Linked DNA regions of Mus musculus: region 2 is linked to region 1. A link is a contact called in ENCODE Hi-C or POLR2A ChIA-PET data. All regions are on one chromosome and are shown on one strand. The core of a region is the stretch at or near the end of the contact, and the rest is flanking DNA. Distances in the headings are between cores, read along the strand shown.

The links. Hi-C counts contacts between places; a loop is a spot of excess contacts on that map. ChIA-PET counts read pairs that join two places held with the same protein, here RNA polymerase II (POLR2A).
Region 2: a map of heart shows a loop between it and region 1 (5-fold over the local background). The contact joins the promoter of Celf1 here to the promoter of Ndufs3 in region 1. A Hi-C loop is called at or near these places in 5 of 37 maps with a recorded cell type or tissue (gastrocnemius, heart and left cerebral cortex). POLR2A ChIA-PET finds 5 or more read pairs at or near these places in 4 of 5 experiments (Patski and embryonic stem cell).

Annotation. Positions count from the first base shown.
Region 1 is chr2:90,902,125-90,906,922 of GRCm38, reverse strand. Ndufs3 (NADH:ubiquinone oxidoreductase core subunit S3) reads left to right here and starts at 2,202. Exons shown (of 7, transcript NM_026688.3): 1 at 2,202-2,339; 2 at 2,435-2,500; 3 at 3,979-4,076; 4 at 4,411-4,560. The coding sequence starts at 2,276. It overlaps Kbtbd4 (kelch repeat and BTB (POZ) domain containing 4), which reads right to left and starts at 2,183. Exons shown (of 4, transcript NM_025991.4): 1 at 2,014-2,183; 2 at 640-1,257. The coding sequence starts at 1,228.
Region 2 is chr2:90,937,518-90,942,315 of GRCm38, reverse strand. It overlaps Celf1 (CUGBP, Elav-like family member 1), which reads right to left and starts at 1,919. Exons shown (of 14, transcript NM_198683.2): 1 at 1,675-1,919.

The DNA of each region.
Region 1 (4,798 bases), core at 953-3,452:
AGTGGATTGCACAATATGCCATCGTAGTCACCTTTCAGGCTATAGAGTACACATCTAAAGTATAGTTCCACTTCACTGGTTACCTATGGCTATTACCCAAATGTTTCCTATTTTAGATTTTTTTTTTTGGTTTGGTTTGGGTTTTTTTTTTTTTTTTTTTTTTGAGACAGGGTTTTCTGTGTATCTCTGGCTGTCCTAGAACTCATTCTGTAGACCTGGCTGTCCTAGAACTCACAAGAGATCTGCTTGCTTCTGCCTCTGTCTCCCACATGCTGGGATTGAAGGCATGGGCCACCATCCCTAGCTATTTTAGATATACTGATTCATCTTCATCAATTCATTTAAGTCCTGCATACCATCAAGATACAGGGCAGATGAAAACATCAGGCACTTCTTATTTCCTTTTGTGGAAAAGTGATGCAGCTTTTTATTCTTTAGTTACTGTACTGTACTGTCTGACAGTAGCTATGCTGACTCTCAACACCGAACATCAACCTCAATCTAAAATCTACCAGAAAGGGAATTATAATATAAACTAACAACAGTTAGTCACATAAAGTTGGGGTTCTCCTGAGCCAGACCATCTGCTGAACATGACTCTTGCCCAGTTAGGTGTGGTAAGCCCTTTCGTGAGCTTACCTGAGATGATATCAGTGAGTAGATGGTGGGGCAAGTGGAGGAACTCCTCTGTGCTCTGCAGCTGGGCCAGGTGGGTCTTGGCACAGTGCTTGGCAGCAGTGTAGAGCTCGGGGTCACTGTGTCTATCTGCAAGCCACATCACCTGCAGGCAGTTGCCCACCTGTACCGTGCGTGCCAGAAACCGAGAACACTCCTCAAAGAGAGATGTCAGCTGATACATGTCTGACACCTCGTAAATTTCCTGCAGCTCATCAGCTCGAAGTTTCACAGTCCCATGGTATATATAGTCAACTAGGAGCTGGAAAACAGACTCGCTGACATCCTGCAGCACAATCACCCGGTTGTGAGCCTCCTTCAGGTTGGATGTGAACATGGATCGGAAGAAGCAGCTCTGAGCTGACAGGACCAGCCGGTGCAGCTGAAACTCTCGGCCTTCCACTGAAATGGTGACATCAGCAAAGAGCTCCTCCTCTAAACACAGTTTCATGATGCCCTGAGCCACTCGGCCTGAGTGAGACCGGTCTTTGAAAGTATAGTTCACAAAGTAGTTTTCATCCATGGATGCTCCAGGCTCCTCTGGTGACTCCATGGTAGCCAACTTCTCTCTTTGCCAACTATCTGCAAAGCAATATCACCCTAAGTATTTGGGTAATTCACAGACACAGTCCATGAATCCAACTGTCCAAGTCAAGACAGGGAGAAGGGAGACACTGGAGCAAAGTGGGTCCAGAATGGCCTTATTCCTGGTCTTGCCAATGTGGCCTATGCCATTCCTCCAGTTTTCCTGCAGTGGGGCCTCTCCTCCAATGAATTCAATTAAAAGTTCCAACTCTGTTGTTTTTCCTTGAGGTAAAATTGGATATTCCTGATCGTGATGTAACAAAAGACTTGGGACTTAGGTTAGCTCATGAAAAAGACGAAGGAGGAAGCCTATGATCTTAAAACCAAATAATTTGGATATACAACTAATGAGACTCTGGAGAAGCATAATTAGGCCAAACTAAGACATCCAGGTATTGTTGTTACATTCCCTCTTTGCCTGGACATAAGAGTGCAGACCCCCCAATACTGAGGCTTGGGCCTGGACTTCCACTTTTACTCTTTTCTAAGCTGCTGTTTCTTACTTACCTCTCGCTCCAGTGAGTTCTTAAAGAAGCCCTTGAGAGCCCAGCCGTCCCCGGCCGGGGGCACAAGGAAGTCCATAACCCTGTGCAATCTGACCGTGCCACCTGGAGTCGCCTAGGAAACGGTCTCCAAGGAAACCGTCCATCGTCTCCCCCCCCCACCCCGCCCCCCATTAAAAAAGCTTAGCTCAAGAGCCGGCGCGGTGTAGAACTTAGAACCCAGAACGCCCACCCTTTCCCTTTCTCTCACCGGTGCGGTTCGTTGCGTCTTCTTCTCTTCGGCCTCCGCTGTACCGAGATAGGGCTACGTACACCTCACGGTTTCCCCACCTGCGGGTCTTTCTTACCTGCGATACCTCCTTTCATGCCAGGGCTCAGATCCGGAACCTCTGCTTCCCGCCCCGCGTCCGCCCGGAAGAAGAGTCACTGCACATTTCCACTTCCGGTCCGTGCCCTTGGGGCTCCGTGGCCTGCGTGTGTTCTCCGGCTACTTAGTCGGCACACTAAGGAACATGGCGGCGGCTGCAGCCAGGGTCTGGTGTCGTGGGCTCTTGGGGGCCGCTTCCGTAGGCAGGGGTGAGCAAGGAACAGCAGCAGGTTGAGACCACGGGCAGCACGGAGACCTCCCCGAGTCTCACCCGCGCCTTTGTGCCTTTTCTCTCCCTGTGCAGGGGCTGGGCGACCCTCCGTGCTGTGGCAGCACGTAAGAAGGGAGAGCGCGGCGGCTGACAAGCGCCGTGAGTATGTGCGGATGGCGCTTTTTCCCCCAACGTTAGCTGGGGCCTTTCGTTGTTTCTGTCAGATGTTTGTCCTTGCCTTGGAATGTCCTTCCCTCCTGGCAAATCTCTGCTTGTCCTTGGAGATTGCTATGGTCTCCACTTTGCTGTTAGAATCGAGCACTTCCTGTGCCCTAGATATTTGTTCCCTTCTGATCTTGATCGCCTTTTGCTCGTTATCAGGATTTGATTTTTTTTTTTGTCCTCCGATGAAATTGTCTTTGAGCGCAGGTAACAAAAACTTTTGAGACTCAAAGTCCAAAATAATTGTAGCTCACATCAATTTAGTATTTACTAGGCACCTTGGACTTCATAAGAGCCTGATGAGACGCATAACGTTTTACTGTCCATATAGATGTAGATCATGAAGCGGTCCAGATAATTAAATTATTCAGTCACAGTTCCAGTGAACGACAAAGCAGGTCTGTTTCCAAGTGCAGAAAATACTTAATCCTTGATTCTGTGATGTGTGGGTGCTCAAGTACTTGAATGACCCTGTGGTGATTTTATGTTCAGTCAACAGAATCACACTGGGAAATAGAAAGCTTCTTTTCATTCCAGGACATCTATTACACAAAGTGACAGGGGATAGAGTATGGGCAATGAGGTAATCTTTCAGGGTCCTTCAGCCCTGAAGTTCTCTGATTAAGAACTTGGTATAAACAAGTACCAAGAAGGGAAAGAGAAACAGAAGTCTGGTTTCCATCCTTAAAGAGCTCTGAGTCTGAGAGAGGAGCTGCCACTGTTGCATTGTTACCATGAGTACAGGAAGTGAGGAACAGCTGTGGAACAGTGGAGAAAAGAAGCAAAGATTGCCCAACACAGTAACAAGAGTGTATGGACCGAGAAAGAGAAATGGTGTTGCACTCTGAGTTTTTTCTTTTTCTTTTTTTTTAAAGATATTTTTATTTTTTTATGTATGTGAATATACTGCAGCTGTCTTCAGACACAGCAGAGTAGAGAATCGGGTCCCATGTGGTTGCTAGGAATCGAACTCAGGACCTCTGGAAGAGCAGTTAGTGCTCTTAACCACTGAGCCATCTCTCCACTCCCTTCTCCCTGAGTTTTAAACACTTCCTAATTCCTGGAAGGTACTTTACACCTATGCCTCTTAAGATCCTTCAGGGAGGGCTTGGAGAGGTGGCCCAGTGTTTAAGAGCACTGGCTATTCATCCCAGATACAATTCCCAACATGGACATGTCAGTTCAGAACCATCTGTAACTCCAGTCTCAGGGAATCTAACATTCTTTTGGCTTCTGTGAGCATCAGGCATTCATGTGTGCATAGACATATATGCAGGCAAAACACCAAAATAAATAGTAAAAGTAAACTTTTTCTTTTTTAATGAAAATTCTTCAGAAAGACCTGAGAGGTTAGTTAGTTTGTTTGTGTGTGTGTGTGTTTGCTACCTTCTCCCTTCATGCTTTTTCCTTTCCAGCCACTGTCAGACCCCGGAGTGATGTGACCCACAAGCAGCTCTCAGCATTTGGAGAGTATGTGGCTGAAATCTTACCCAAGTATGTCCAACAAGTTCAGGTAATATTCGTTGTCCTTGGGTCTGGGCCAGGAATTCACCATGGCACCTTAAGTCAGTAGTTCTCAACCTGTGGGTCGTGACCCTTCTGGGGTTGCTTATGACCATCAGAAAACACATATGTTTAGGTTATGATTCATAACTGGCAAAATTATAATCATGAAGTAGCAATAAAAATAATGTGGCTGGGGGTCACCACCACCTGAGGAAGTGTGTATTACAGGGTCACCGCATTAGAAAGGCTACAAACCACTGACTTAAGCCAAGTGATCCCTGCAGTGTGCTACGCCCTTAGTAGCTATGTCTTCTCTCCACACCACCTTTCCGTGTCTGCAGGTGTCCTGCCTTGATGAGTTAGAAATCTGTATCCATCCCGATGGAGTCATCCCAACGCTGACTTTTCTCAGGGATCACACCAATGCACAATTCAAATCCTTGGCTGACTTGACGGCAGTGGATGTCCCAACTCGGCAGAACCGTTTTGAGGTCAGTTAACTGTGAGATTTGGTAGAGTACTTGCCCTCCACTCACAATGCTCTAGGTTGATCCCCAGCACTGCATAAAGCTAGGTGGACTGGTACACTTCTAATCCTTGGTACACCCGAGTCTAGCTCTGTGGAAGTGACGGCAGGGGGGCCACAAGTTCAAGGTCATCTACAGTCACACAGAGCATTCAAGGAAAACTGGCAATATGAGATGAGATGCTAGCTTATAAAAAGATTGG
Region 2 (4,798 bases), core at 670-3,169, 36 kb before region 1:
TGTAGATTTTCTAACTTCAAGCCCAGAGCCCTTGCCATTCCATCACATCTTAAATCTGCATCATTGCTCATGATAGTGTGATAGTGTTGTGAATTTTTTTTTACAAAGGCAAAGCAAGCAAACCTTTGGTGGGAGATGTTTTAAAAGCACTTGCTATAATAACCTTGGGCAAATAAGTCACTTTCCTTTGTGAGAAAGCCAAAGCACTGAAGAAAAAAAAAAAAGCAACCCTTTCAACTGTAACAGCCCCTCTTGCTAATGGATCCTTGGGAAAAGAAAACCCAAAGGGTAAGAATGAATGAGAGGATGGAGACGTAGGCTCTGGAGCCAAGAGCCATTCTTAAGAGAAACAGGTGGTGGAGAAGAAGAAACCAAGAGAACTCATAAGCTTGCCAGCTAAAGTAACAGCTGCAAATCCCAGCTTTGCTTTACCATAAGCATGGCTTTCAATCCTCCCTAGGTCATGATCAGAAACCACACTCTCAGGCAATAAAACTACTAATATAAAAACTAGTATAGAGAGAAAAAAAAAATCAGTGCCGTTGCAGTTGGTCCATTCTAACCTCCATGATTTTCCAAGTACACTTGTTAATGCCAAAACCAAAAAGAACTCTAAGCAATTCCATCTGAAGACACCGTCATTCTAAGGATCTAAAAAGAAACAAACTGGAAAAAGTGAAAAAGTGCAATTCAAACCTCTTCAACTCAGAGACTAGAAGACAGAGAAGAGATCTTTTAAAGGTTAAGTTCCTTTTAAGTGTGTGCAAAGGGTGTTTGTAACCTCCTAACAATGCAGACATTATCAACAGAGTCTATGCTCTTTAAAACTGTTCAACAGCTTTTATATACAGCATTAACTCTGAGCACCAGAAAGAGATTCTGTTGTGCTAAACCAAGCTCTGACCAAAATCTCACACTTTCTCCCCGGAATCAGTCTCTAAACCAATGAGAAGCTCCTTAAAAAGCATATGCAATGGTCGGAGAAAATTAAAACAACATCCTGTCAGAACCACCACAACCGAGACACCACTACCGACTTTAAATCCAAAGCCTGGGACCTAGCGAAGAAGGCACCCTCCAGAGCCGTCCCCGCTCCTGGGTGCGAGATTCGAGCCCTGCTACTAGGCCTTGACTGGGCGAGCGAGCACCTGATGTGGGGGGTAGGGCGAGCCAAAGCGGCCCCAGGGCGAGAACTGCAAGAGCTCCGGAGGATCGAGAGGAGCGCTGCCTTCTAGGGGCGGGAATCTAGGACACCCCCGGGGGTGGGCACGAAGAACACGTGGGGCGACAGGGTCAGGGAAGCGGCGTCTCGGGTAGACAGCCGCGATCTCGCCCAGCGGACCCGGAGAGGAGGACTCGGGTGCGGTGCAGGAAGCAAGCCCTCGGGGCCGGGAGAGTGGAGGCAAAGGGCAAGGGAGCCGGGGCCAGGCCACGAGGAGGGCGGGTCTCCCTGGGAGCAGGGGCACGCGCCGGGCGGACGCGAATGGGCCCCCGAGTCCCGAGCAGTCCGCGGCCTGGTCCCCGGGGTGCGGGGAAGCGGGAGCGACCGCACCCGGAGGGCCCTGTGACCCGTAGCCGCCCGAACCTGACCCGCCCCGCGGCGCCTCCCTCCAGCCTCCCTCTCTTTCCCTCCCTTCATCCCGCGGCCCGTTATCCTGCGGCCGCCGCACTCACCAGCGGCTGCACCTGAGCCCGCCGCTGCCTCAGCTGCTGCCTTGCTCCTCCGCAGCCGCCGCTGCCTCGCTGCTGAGGCCGAATCCCGGGGGAGCCTCCGCGTCCCGCCGCCGCCGCCGCCTCTGCCGCTGCCGCTGCCGCCAGAGCAGAACACCCCAAAATGGCGGCACTTCCGGCACCTACCACCGGCGGGGAGGGCCGCCGCGGAGGGGGCGGGCGGCGAAGGGGAACGTACCACCGCGGCGCCGCCCGCCAGCGCCGAGCCGAGCCGAGCGCCGCGCAGGGGCGGGCGGAGGGCCGGCGCTGCAGCGCCCCCTCCGGCCGGGGAGTGAAGGAGCAGTCGCTCTGAAACCCTGGGGGCCGCGGGCGGAGCCCTCAGCCCTGGGAGCTGTAGGGGTGCATCTCTTTGTCTCAGAGCTGCACTGGAGGGAAGACCCCGGCCTGGGAATCTGAAGTTCTTGCCTCTGCGCACCGCACTAGCTGCACCTCTGGCGGGCAAGCAACGCAGCTTGGCAATGAAAAATACACATAATAAATATCGAATGAATGAATGAATGAATGAATGAATGAATGAATGAATGAATGAATGATGGGTGCTTGGCTAACACTGGACGCAGGGCACACCCTTTCTTTTTGCACATCAGCATACAGACAACTGTATCCAGGCCTTCCTTCTGATGGAATGTGTGTTGCAAGCTTTCAGAGTTAGGGAAGTGCCTGTACAGAGATGTTCAACTGCATGCATGCGCAATCTGGCAAAAATCCCTGCGGCACCAGAAAGCTCTTAAGTATTCTATTAAGAGACTACCCAGTCCAAACCTACTCTTCTTGGGAAAAAAAATAACAATTAAAACACTTTTTACGAATCCAGCACCCCCTTTTAGGATTCGGTATTCCTAACCTGCATCTAGCTGGATTCACGCATTAAGTGTGTTGTTTATTACACAAAGTCAGTGAAATGTGAGACAATGAAATGCAGATTGAGAAAACTTAGTTCTGGGAGGTCAGGGCTCCATCAATTTACAAATTACTCATGAGTTGGCAATTATTTCTCTTTATCACTTAGCTTCCTAAAGCAAAATATATATCCACAAATGCCGGTTATACCCTACCCTACCCTACCACACTCACTAAGGCAGCCCCCACCCCTGCCCCAAGCAGCAGCCAAGAGTTTTCCCCTGTGCTAGAGGCACAAACAATCATGTAGATCAAAACAATTAGCCCCTAGGTTGTTCATTATCAAATTACCTAAATTGTACTGTAAAGCTTTGGTTGTTTTTTGTTTTTTTTTTTTTTTGTTTGTTTTGTTTTTTTGAGAGTTTCTCTGTGTAGCTCTGGCTGTCTTAGAACTCCCTCTTGTTACTGAGACTGACCTCAAACTCACTTGGTGATCCGCCTGCCTCTGCCTCCCCTAAATGCTGGGATTAAAGGCGTGTATCGCCACACCCGGCCTGTTCGTTCCAATTTTCAAATTGGTTTTCTACCTTCTTGTTGTTGATTGATGGGAATGGAGTTAGAGATGTAACTTGAATTAGTTGCATATAGATGGATACGTTAGGAAAAATTAGAGTGGTTATGAAAGATGGAACACTGGTATTTTTAACTAGTTCTTGAATAAGACTCTTGGCAAAAAAAATAACTGTTAGGAGAAAAAATTAGTCCTGCTGGTAATGGAAGATTTCTAAGAGTCGTTAGGGTTACTGCAGAGAATTTATTTCATTGGAGGGATAATGATGAAAATAATGTTTGCGTTGTTAGGGTCTGAGAATTTGGGAATAATCCACTATGAAAACCAAGTTTTGAGCCAGCAAAATGTTTCTTTATTCAACTTTATTCAAAGGCTGATATATCAGGGAGACGGCGGGGTTCAGGATCCAAAACTATGTCAGTCAGGGGCAGAACAGAACAACTTTTTGCTCCTGTACTTTTTTCTTTTCTTTTTAAAAGATTATATATATTCTAGCTGTCTTCAGATACACCAGAAGAGGGCATCCCATTACAGTGGTTGCTGGGAATTGAACTCAGGACCTCTGGATCTCTGGAAGAGCAGTCAGTGCTCTTAACTGCTGAGCCATCTCTTCAGCCCCAGAACAACTTTTAAAGACAAAACTCCACAGACTACGTGGGGTAGGGGGCATCCAACCAGATTCACGAATACATTGGGTTTTTCACACCTGGTATTTTAGGTGGCTTCCTGCATAATAAGTGTCTCGGGTGGTTTACTTGATAGCTTGGCCTGGATTGAGGCCAGCCAGTGATGTTTGGAGCAGGATACAGTGGCTTGGATTTATCCAGAACATTTGAGCTGTTCCTGGGAATTTAGCTTAGTATGAAATGGAGACTATATACAAGATGGAATCTCTGTAGCTATGGCCCCCAACATTTCTTCCTCTTCCTTGTAACGCATGAAACCTTTGATGTCATAACTCTTGGTCAGTATATAAGGGGTTACATTGGGTCTTTGGAACCATGAGCTTAACAACATTTATCCTAACTCGCACAAAGTGAGAAATGAAATTTTATAGGCAAAGGGTGTGTTGGGGTCTGGGAATCACTGCACAAATCACTTAGACACCAATCTCAGTCAACTTGGGATAGTTTATATCACAGCCCAGGACTGATCAACAAGGGACACAATTCAGGCTCAAGAGCTGAACCATGACTCCAAGTTCCTACAAGGCTCTTAAGCCTGAGATATACAAACATCTGCGCCAAGTTATTCCACCAATCAAGACTTAGGGATAGGGGTTTCTGTAGGAACATGGCTTTGTTACTCTTATGCTGTTCCCATTGGTTGGAATATTCAGCTGTGACAGGGGACCTGCCTTGTTTAATATTCATGTCTTAACTTGTCTACCAGGCTAGGACTTGTCTAACATTCATGTCTTAACTTGCCGTTCCCACGTACATGTCTCTTTCTGGAAACTAGGATGTCAGTTCCTAGGGAGGCCTTGGGAACTTAAACTTAACTCAACCCCTACTCAAAATGGAAGTCTTATTCCAAATGGTTTCTTATATTAGTGCAGGTGTCTCTCTTATGTTGGTGTCCATGCCAGTGGCAGCTTATAAGCGCAAATACCATAAAAGTTCATACACAGGGGCAAGAAGTGCTGCTGGGTGGTTG